Linked DNA regions of Homo sapiens: region 1 is linked to region 2. Evidence: read pairs that join two places in POLR2A ChIA-PET (ENCODE). Cell type or tissue: Panc1. All regions are shown on one strand. Each heading gives the region's core, and the rest is flanking DNA. Links, peaks and the distances in the headings are about the cores only.

Region 1 (5,550 bases), core at 390-5,389, 360 kb after region 2:
AGATAAGAGAATGTTTGGAACTTATGTTGAAGAAATACACCAGAAAGAACAGCTATACAGAAGAAAAAGAGGTCCAAGAAGAGAAAAAAGATTTAAAAAAGAAAAAAGGTATAGAAATCTAGAGTGCAAAATTGAAAAGAGAAGCATAATCTTTCATCAATAATAATCATAATTAATAACTGAAATAAATAAAAATAAAAGACCTCTAGGATTATCTAGAAATGGAGTAGTGGCTTCCTCAACAAATGAAGCCAATTTCAGATAATGGAGAGTTCTGATTCTGGGCACCGAAGAGGAGAAGGACAGCTTCCACCCTGGTTTTACTTTTCCTCAGTTTCTCTGCTACCAACTCAGTGATGGACACACATTTTCACCACTGATTTCAGTGGCTTTTGGAAGTTAAGGAATACACTGCTTTAAATTGTTCTGCAATTATAAACTAATTGGAAGTAAGGGCCTGAACTTCTAGCTCACTTCATGTTGACACCTGTTTTGCATACACTTTGACTGTAACTCACCCACATAACCCTTTGACCAGCTGAAAAAATGTCATGCCCCATCACTCTTCTAGTTTCAGGAGCGAAAAAAAGAAGGTTTTTTTGGATAGTGATAGCCTTTATTTTAGCAACAAGTCCAGCCACTCTCTTCTTACAAATGAGCAGACCTCGCCCACTAAAACACGAGGAGCTGGTTTATCAGCAAGACTCAAGCCTTTCCTCGCCCCCGGACTTCAGCTGCACTGCCTGCCCTAGGACATCTAGGGCCTTGTTGAGTTCTTGCTTCCCAGCAGGCAAATTTCTGCCATTTTTCTCAGCACACCCATAAACCTTGAAATTCCTCTCTGTGCACAGCCAGAAATAATATTCATTGAGAGGCAGGCAAAGCCAGTTAGACCTGCTGGCTCTCTCACCTTGCCCTTCTTAAGGGACAAGCAGGTGGATTATATCAAGTCATGAAGGAAAATCACAAACCCTGTATTGAATTTTTTAAAAAATACCTTTTGCTTACGAACTAATTCTGCATTTGCTGCCTAAAGAAAATGTAAAGCCTTCCTTAGGCAAGACACTGCTAGTACCACAGTGAATTACAAAGTAGATAATTAAACAGTCTCTTGCTTTCACCAGCTTTCCCTAATAAGAGTCAAAAGCATACACACTGGCAAACACAAAAAGTTCTACAACTAAAGCCCCTGTTGAGACTCTGTCCATCCACGAATGTCCCTGAGTAACAGTAACAGGAATGTCCTAGGGGGCAAATTTGACTCCACACCTGCACCATTGCCTGGGGCTCATGCTTGCCAATTTTGGGTTAGCGGATCTGCTTACTCATCATCTCATTATAGCTAACACCAATGGCACATTTCAGGCACCATGGTGCCCCTGTGCTCCTCTGCTTAATTTTCCAACACTGAGACAGCAGCTTTCTTCCTCTCTATGCCCAGGTGAGAATCTGGAAGTGCAGATAATTTGCATAGACTGTCCCAGGTCAAACAGGATGGACCAAGGCAGGGAGAAACCCCGATCTCTAGGAGCCCATGCCTTCATCATGAATGTGTGTTACAGGACAGTTCACTCCTTCGTGTTGTGTAAGGACATAGAGAAAGGAGGAAGGCAAAGAATTCCAAGGGAGGAGAATTTGTAGAAAGCTGCAAGGTTTGTAGATGTTATTTTACCTTTTTGTTTCTTAAGAAAATGTTTGCCCTGTCTCAGTCTTGTAGATAGACTGCAAGCTCACGAGATAGTATGTTTATTTCTTGATACGAGAGATGATTCCGTGCTATCACATGATCCTTAAACCCTAGAGGCTCAACAGAATCAAGACTTTTTTTCACACATTCTACCTTTGCAACATGCAGAGGAGGGCCCAGCTCCATCCCTCAAGTGTTTTGTTCCACCCTCCAGAGCAGAAGGCCTTGAAGACACTGGTCAAACAGGGGTCAAATGTGCAGAGTAAACCCAGACTCATCTTAAAATTCCCCTTGGGTTCAGCCCACAAGTAGCACATGTCACTTGCATTCACAGCACATTGGCCAGAAATTGTCACATGTCCTCACCTAAGGCTCAGTGGGCTGGGAAATGGAGAGAAACGTGGCTGTTGTATAGGCAGTGAATAGACTTTTACTTGCTTACTATGGACCATGCATTCTATGGTCTTTTAAATACTAATTCATTTATTTCTCATGTCAACCTCTAAAGGGTTGCTATCAAGTCTTTTTTTTTTTTTTTTTTTTTTGAGATGGAGTCTCACTCTGTCACCAGGCTGCAATGCAGTGGTGCGATCTCAGCTCACTGCAATCTCCGACTCCCTGGTTCAAGCGATTCTCCTGCCTCAGCCTCCTGAGTAGCTGAGATTACAGGTACGTGCCACCACGCCAGCTAATTTTTTTTTTTTTTGTATTTTTAGTAGAGACAGTGTTTCACCATGTTGGCCAGGATGGTCTCGATCTCCTGACCTTGTGATCTGCCCACCTCGGCCTCCCAAAGTGCTGGATTACAGGCATGAGCCACTAGCGTTGCTATCAAATCTTAAAATGCATAAAAGACCAAGAGATGAAATTTCTTCCACATAACTGGAATGGAGAAGGGCACACCAAAGTCACGGTTCATCTGAATTAATGAGAAGCCTAAATTATAGGATCCTACAAGTCTACCAGCAGCAGCTAGGGGCACTGGGCAGATCAGGGTGACCTGCAATGGCCCCATCAATTGCACTTGAATGCGGGTGGGCCCCAGGTCTGCATTCCTCTCCTGCACCCCTCATTTGCATGCATGGCTCACAGAGTGAAGGAAACTGCTGCAGGTCACTCCCTAATTATCACAGGTTCTAAGTCAGGAGAATGTTAATGACTGTATAGGTCTTCACGGTGCCTAGGTGTTTTCCCTTCTGTTTGGTCTCAATCTAATCAATCTTAAAAGTGTTATCAGGTTACCCTATTACAGATATCAGTCATTTTGTTCACTGTTTTATTAGTTAGGAGTCTTTGTGTGCAGGCAACAGAAACAAACTTTTAGCTTAGAATGAGAGTTTGTTGTAAGGACTTGGGGTGTCTCATGGAACCAAGGAATAGGAATGCAGGGGAACTACAGGAAGAAACTGGAACCGGGGCTCTGCTTCCCATGCACATTTCTCTCTGTACGTGGCTCTCTCTCTTTTTCTTTTTCTCGTGCCCTTTCTTTCTTTCTCTCCTCTTTCCTGTCCTCTATCTGTTATCTATCATCTCTCAATCCATCCATCTATCCATCTCTCTTTCTGTCTCTCTCCATCTATCCATCTAATGTCCTATTTTGTTACTCCATATAACAGGATCTGGCAGCCTCTTAATTCCCAATTGTTTGTCTATTACAGTTCTAACCCTTCAATGATAAAGACTGAATTCCAAATCAAAGAGTGAGAGGACGATAGCCCAGCTTCGAGAAGGTGTCTGTCCCTGACCTACTCAGCCATGGCCAACCTGTGGGATGACTGCTACGGAGATGGGTGTCAGAGGCCTGTCCCTCAGATGGGGAAGGACCTCACTTTCTTTTGGTGAAAATTAAATGAAGCATCATTTGGGTAAAACCTCCACACAGTCCCTATGTTGGGGGGTGCTCTCTCAGTGTTAGATTTTCTACTTCCTACTTGACTGCCTTCTCCCGCTTCCTGTCCTTCTGTTTGTTAATCATTATTTTATAGTTACCAATACAATAACTGAAGTTTCTTGGGTGTCTTTAATTTGCTTCTAGATGGCAGACTAAGTACTAGAGGAAGACAGCAGCCATTTGGAGAACTGAGCGACATCAGCAACAAATAGGAGCAAAAGCAAATTAAATCCTTCATTTTAAAAATGTAATGATATAATTAAAACAAGGAACCATAACCAATTGTTAATAGATGCCAGAAATAGATATTTCACTCAGAGCAATATTTTTTCCCCAAAACAAACAAAGCCTTGGCTGGCAACAGTAGCATATTCCTTTTCTATCTAGACCAGTGGTTTCTGGCCAGCCTGGCCATCCTTTTGCCAGATTTCCGTTTCTTCTGCGACAGAAGCCCCTGGGATGGCAGTGCTTCCACACTCAGAGCTGAGCTCACCGTAAAGCTGTTCATCTCCAGGAGTCTGGGATCCAAATTGCTTCCTGTAACCACCAACAGCTCTACCAGAAATGACCTGGAAGCCTTTTGATTCTCTGAGTCCTGGAAAGCCCAGTGACCCTGTTGCCTCCCATCCTTGTCCACGCCTTCTGCAGATGTTCATCCTGAAGCCCTTTCCCTCGGGGTGTGACCTGCGCTTCCCAGGCTATTGACTTCCAGTCATCTAGAGTGTGTATCCCTCGGATCCGTGACCCACACTCCCATGCAATGGTGTTCCAGGCATCTGGAGTGCGTATTCCGCTCCATCTTCAGGTATAAATGGAGACCTAGACAAGGGCCACACCACTGTCTGCTCCCCTGAAGATTCCTGACCCCATCTCATGGTCAATTCTTGCAGTGAGAGCAGGAGTTTATTACCTTTGCCATTAAGGAGCAAATGTTTCTACCACTCCCTCTAAACCCCATCTTATCTGGAGTACAGAATCTATATACTTTGTAATGCATCATTTCAGCCTCGGCTTTTTTAACTCTCAAAGCTGCTCCTTTTCTTGTTTTTATATATCAAACCTTCTTTTAAACAATTAAAAATTGTAAGACAAGAATAGCCTTCACACTGAATAGAAGAAGAGGTGAAGAAGTATAGTCACTTGACAAGCCGCCATCAGCACTTCACACAATAGAGGTGACACAAGACCACAGGAGGTAATATCAATACACAAGAACTCTTCTGAAGAATTTGCAGATGGAACCACTTACAATTCCTGGGAATAAAAGGGTTGTGTCATGAAGCTTGGTGTCAGTGTGTTGTCAGGGCTAAGTCAATGGACACCAACCCAAAAAATCCTCATAGTGTATTTGCTGTTAAATAGGTTGTTCATTGGCAGGGAAAATAATGAGAACTTGGGGTGGGGACATAGCCCATTGGTCTGGCTGTCCTTGGAGGCAAGTGTAATAATGGGAGTGATTTCTCTGGGTGGCACCTCCCAGAGTGGGCTGCGTTGATCTGATTCTAAACTCATAGTCAAGTCTCCTGAATTAGAACACTCTTCCTTTCAGAAGTATAAATATTTCAAAATACACCCCCCTTTTTTTTTTTTGAGACGGAGCCTCGCTCTGTCGTCCAGGCTGGAGTGCAGTGGCGCAATCTCCACTCACTGCAAGCTCCGCCTCCGGAGTTCACGCCATTCTCCTGCCTCAGCCTCCCCAATAGCTGGGACCACAGGCGCCTGCCACCACACCCAGCTAATTTTTTTGTATTTTTAGTAGAGACGGGGTTTCACTGTGTTAGCCAGGATGGTCTCAATCTCCTGACCTCGTGATCCGCCCGCCTTGGCCTCCCAGAGTGCTGGGATTACAGGCGTGAGCCACCATGCCCGGCCAATACATCCTTTTTCACTTGAGCATTCATTTACCTTTTTTCTCATGTGCTGTATGTATTCTTCACTGATGCAGATTAGAGAGTTCATAAAAATGCATCAT
Region 2 (5,550 bases), core at 287-5,286:
CGTGGCATTGTGCAGCTTTCTAAATATAGTCATATTCACTCGTCTCACTAGGCTACCCCAGAACTTTTAACAGATACTTACTGTATTTGGGATAGAATCCTATGTTTAATGTAGTTAATAATGCTCTGGTAGCGTGGCTGGAGTCTTCGGGGGTGGAACCTACTTATCCAGAATCACTTGATTCTGTTACCCCCACCTCCGTGTCTTCCAAATATGGAGGCCTAACGTTTTCTTGAGCACATAAAACTCTTTCCTTCTGTAGGATTGTATCCCATGTTCTCTACCCAATCTGATTGACTCCACCCCTAATTTATAATCTTGTCTAATTCTTGCTTATTCAAACTTCATGTCTGCCAGTGTGCTGGGCTTCTGATTAAAGCAGTGCTCACACACACGTTTGACATGTAGCATCGTACCAGGTGCAGAGTGGATGCTCAATAAAATTGGCTGAATAAATAAATAAATTATTTTGCTTCTTTAAAATCAAGACTGCTCTGTCTGCCTGGCCATGGTGGCTCATGCCTGTAGCCTGTAATCCCAGTTCTTTGGGAGGCTGAGGCAGGAGGATGGCTTAAAGCCAGGAGTTTAAGATGAGGCTGGAAAACACAGAGAAAGACCATATCTTAAAAAAAAAAAAAAAAAAAAAATTAGCCAGTTGTGGCATCATGCAACCACAGTCTCAGCTACTCCAGAGCCTGTGGTGGGAGGATTATTGAAGCCCAGGGGCTGGAGGCTGCAGTGAGCTGTGTTCATGCCACTGCATGCACTCTGAGATTCTCTCTAAAAATAAAAAATAAATAGAAGAGAAAAACATGAAACAAATATTGCTGTCTCTGAAGGAATAAAAAACAGGATGGGTATTTTTCATATGAATTGAAAAAGGTAGTTAGCCCTGGGAAGCTTATGGCTAATTTGAACAACGTATTGGCAAGATTGAAAGCAGTTCGATGCCACTAGAAACACACTTGAACTTTATTATTTCCTCTTTGGTTTCTTTTACCCATTCCCTTTGTTTTCTTTCTTTTGATTTTTCTGGCATTTAAAAAATTTAATCATTATAAACAGATTTGGCTCTATCTCAAGTGACTTAGATAGTTAATGAGATTTAGGTTAAATTGGCCAACAATATGATCATTCCAACTTTATAGGATTTATAACAAGTACGTCACATTCCAACTCCCAGCACAGTGAGGATTTTATAATGGCAGCATCTCCTTTTCTATTTCTAGCACTAGCTTTTTCCAGAGAGTGAGTGGCAAGTGCGGTGTGGTAGGTAGGGAACAGAAGCCATCTGTATAATATTTATGTATAGTAATGTCAGTAGACATTTTTAGTTGAATACTCATTAAAATGATGAAAATAAATTGTATACTTCTTATTAAAGAAATTTCAAAAGTACAGACTAGTTACAAAAGTGGTACAATGAACCACTGTGTATCCTTCATTGAGATGTATTAATTGTTTATTTCTCTTTCTCTCTGAATGTTGTTTTTAATTTTCTTTTCTTCCCCTTCCTCCTCCTTAATCTCCTTTTTTGTAGTATCATTCTCATTGTTTTATCATTGCCAACTCATTAGAAAGTAAGTGGCAGACATCAAATTCCTTCAACTGTGTAGACTTCATCATCAGTCTCCTAATAACAAGGCCATCGTCAAAACTATCTACAATATAAGTATCAGATTCAGAAAATATATCATAAATGCAAGTTCTCTTCAGTATTGTGTCATTCTATTTTATATAACATTCATATATAAAATAGATCTTCCCTAAATTAGTTTTCTTAAGTTTCTTTGTTCAAAATATTGAACTAATGGACTTGGGCTCATTAATCCTAAGAGTGTTGTGATACTATTTTCTACATAAGTAGTGCTCACAGTACAAAGTCCAATTTTCAGTTATCAAGAGACATTCCTTTTTCTTCTTTTCGTATAGTTAATCAATTAATTTTCAGCCTTGTTGTAAAAATTAAAAAGACAATTTATCATGATCTAATAGTATTACATATTATAAACTCCATATTCATATTTCACTAAATATCCTATTAAGGATTCAACTGAAGATGCAATCTAACATCACTATTTTTTTTAACCTACTATGCCTCCTTAACCATTTTCTGGAATACCTCCTCAATCTTTGTCTTTTATGACATGTATGTTTTTTCAGCAGTACACATCAATTGTAGTTTCAAACTGTCCCTTCATTTGTGGATTTCTGATTGCTTCCTTATGACTAGATTGAGGTTTTTGTTGCTTTATTGTTGGCAGAAATACCATGTGAGTTATGCACTCTCAGCCCACCACATCAGGAGACAAATATTTGTCCCACTCTTGGAATGTTAATTTTAATCACTGGACTATTGTCGTGCTATGGCTTGACGGTTTGGATGTATTCCCAAAGCTCATGAGTTGAAACCTTAGTCCCCGATGCAGCTGTGGAATAGGTGGGACCTTTAAGAGGTGATTAGGTCATGAGAGCTCTACCATCATGAACGGATTAATACTGCTATTGTGGGCGTGGGCTTCTGGTGAAGTTATAAGTTCACCCTCCCTTTACTCTCTGTGTCGTGTAGTCCCTTGCCCTTCCCCCTTCTGCCATAGGAACACCCTAGCCAGATGCCAGTGTCATGCTCTTAGACTCCTCAGCCTCCAGGACCATGAACCAAACAAACTTCTTTGTAAATTACTCAGATTATGGTCTTCTCTTATAGCAGCACAAAATGGATTAGGACAGATGGTATCTGTCAGATTTCTACACTGTAAACTCACCGTTTTTCTGCATCATGAATTAACAATCTTTGGAGAAATACTTTGAGGCTGTTGAAATATCCTGTTCCCATCAGACTTTGTACCAAATGGCTTTAACATTTGCTGATGACTTTGGCCTAAATCAATTATTACTATTGTGCTTGCTAAATGGTGATTTTACTGCCTCCATCATTCCTTTTACATTTATTAGTAGACATTATACCACAAGTAAGGCTTTTCATCCCCACTACCACTTTTTGAAGTTAATTTAATCCTGTATCTTGAAATCAGCATTACAAATGTTAAGCTATGGCAAAACCAGGGCAGAATATATATCTGGCATGTAATATATTGTGTGGCCCACTGGAAAGAAAACAACCAGAGTTTATTCTTTATTTTACTAATAACTTGAAAAGAATTTTTAAAAATCTCTTCATATATTTAATTTTTAGTATTTACACCTACCCAGTAAAGATTTTATACCATTTAATATCTAAGTTTTCTTTCAGTTTTAATGGTCTTTAACTCCTGGAAAAATTCATTCTGTGTTTATGTGCCCTAAAGGAGCCAAATAAATTTTTTTCTTTTCAGTCTTATTAATAGCCAAGTTGATTAATTGCAATTGGCTAAAAACTGGCAAAAAATTCCCTAACCCCATTAACTTATTTTGGATCTCATTAAACTTTTAAATTCTCTTGCTTTCCCTTTCCCTTGTCTATTTTGAGCTTGTTTTCAGCAGTGTCTCTTCTCTGGCAAGCATATTTGGAAAACGCACAGATTGAGCACCAGTGTGGGAGGAATTATACAGCTAAAAAACATCCCACGAAATGATCATGGGTATTTCAATTTGCCTGAGGATTAATTATAGCCCTATAATCCCCATATCAAGGCAGTCTGTGAGTTAGAGGCTGGGCTGAGAGAGTTGTCATCCTAGTAATGACATTTAAGGCGAGTGATTTACTAAAACACAATCTGTACCAATTTCAACCTAAATTTTAAAACAAGTCATCTAAGTACTAAGAAAAATGGTCCCAGACGCATTCCTAGCAAATTCTGTACTATAAATTGTAAGCCTATGAGAAAATGTGGTTGAAAGCTGAGGGCTGACAAAATGTATAACCTAGGGAACCATTTAGGAATGATAATTTTAACATCATTACTAATACTTCGCAAGAATCCAGAGAGCAGAATAAAACATCATTCTGGGGATAATACAAGGAATATAAAATAGTTAAGCATATATTAAAGGTTTAAAATTTTAATCCCTTAAACATCAATGTATTTGGCTGTTTCTCATGACATTGTTCAAACAATAAATTACATATGTACAAAACAATTTGTTGCTTTCATGACTGTCATTTTTTAAACTGTAAATTTTACATCAAAAAGCATTACAGACAGTTTACAATTTCACTGTGATTTTCCTAGAAATAAAATATTCAAAAAACATATGATAAATGGTCACTCTGTTTAATCTATTATCTATGTTTGATATGTATATGCATACATGTGCATAAATATATCTCTATAAATATATGAGCATAATAAATCATTTTTATTGAGTATTTCCTTGAAAGAGGTGCTGAGCACTTCACATGAATTATGATTTTATATAAATTATGCCCTTTAGTCTTTTTAATGTGTGTATGAGATATCTATGCTTGTTGTTTCATTTTGAGTCTAGGAGACCAAGTTAAAAAGTGATTAAGTAAGTTGTTCAGAGCCAGATCAAACTGTAGAACCCACTGGGATACAGGTTATTTGTGGTCAAATTTCATGGCTTTTGTTCTTAAAACTTATTTAATCAAATGGCTTCATATGGACACATTTCTTTTTTTTTTCTTCCAAGGCATACTTATACCATATATATGCAAAATATACAATTTGCATTTGTTTTTACATTTACATATATCTATATTATACACCCACAAAAAACATTATGTACATCTACATTTACTGTTTGTTTCTTCAACAGTATGAGGAGCCCAGATGGCCCATGTGGGCTGCCCTATACACAATTTGATGAAACAATGGAGATATTCTCTAGGGAAAGCCTTGTGCTCTAGGTCACTATGACCTTCAAACTCTATTAGCTCAAGCTTCTGGGAATAGGAAGGAAAACATTTCTCTGTGGTCTATTAATGTGAAAATGAGAGGGGCTGACCCTACCTCTGTCCTGTGTTTCTCAGTTCTTATTGTGACGTCACTAGCACAATATATTGCTTGTGGATTAGAGGTTCAAACAGTATTCTTTAAGACAACAACCCAAAAGCAACAAATGTTGTCTCCTAGCTGGGATTACAATGCAGCCTTCAGTAGGTCATTGTATTATTCCATCAAGCCAGCTGTTCCACAGTGACAAGATACCTGGCAATACCAATAAATTTCATGGGTGTGAGTTCCCTATTGCACTTTCTATTGCTATATAATGAGGTATGTGTTAGTAGTAATTAACAAGACTTTTCGAAAGTCGATGAATAGTAATTCTGGTAGAAATGTTGCAGAAAATAAAGGAAAATCTCTATTAACATGTGTAAAACCAAGGACTTCTCTTTTCATAATTAAAAGAGTTTGCTGTAATCAACTTGCCACCAGGTAGATGGCTAGTTCTTCATGGAATAGTGCCATAAAGGATAATTAGTAACCGTCTCTCCTTTAAAAACTGAGCCTTCAGCAGGGGCAATAACCCAACAACCTTGGTGGTAGTATTCTATTTTGTTGACCCTACACAAAGCGTCTAATCCTGCTGCCATGATCACTTTGTTCATGAACCATTATGTAATTGTGGGTAGCTTTGATTGACAGG

What was found. ChIA-PET counts read pairs that join two places held together with the same protein. Peaks named below come from ENCODE experiments on the same cell type or tissue, not always from the same donor. Only the 100,000 strongest peaks of a DNase experiment are listed, where the experiment ranks them.
Region 1: POLR2A ChIA-PET joins it to region 2 with 5 read pairs; 1 of 35 experiments calls an interaction of 5 or more read pairs at or near these places.

What each region holds. Positions count from the first base shown.
Region 1 is chr10:4,166,114-4,171,663 of GRCh38, reverse strand. All of the region lies in intron 3 of LOC105376368 (a long non-coding RNA gene), which reads right to left. Among named protein-coding and RNA genes, the nearest start is that of LINC00702, 75 kb to the left of the region's middle. In Panc1, for the core only: no CTCF peak of the experiment used is centred there; no DNase peak of the experiment used is centred there; H3K27ac peaks cover 2,197 bases.
Region 2 is chr10:4,524,622-4,530,171 of GRCh38, reverse strand. No RefSeq gene overlaps it. Among named protein-coding and RNA genes, the nearest start is that of LINC00705, 130 kb to the left of the region's middle. In Panc1, for the core only: no CTCF peak of the experiment used is centred there; no DNase peak of the experiment used is centred there; H3K27ac peaks cover 515 bases.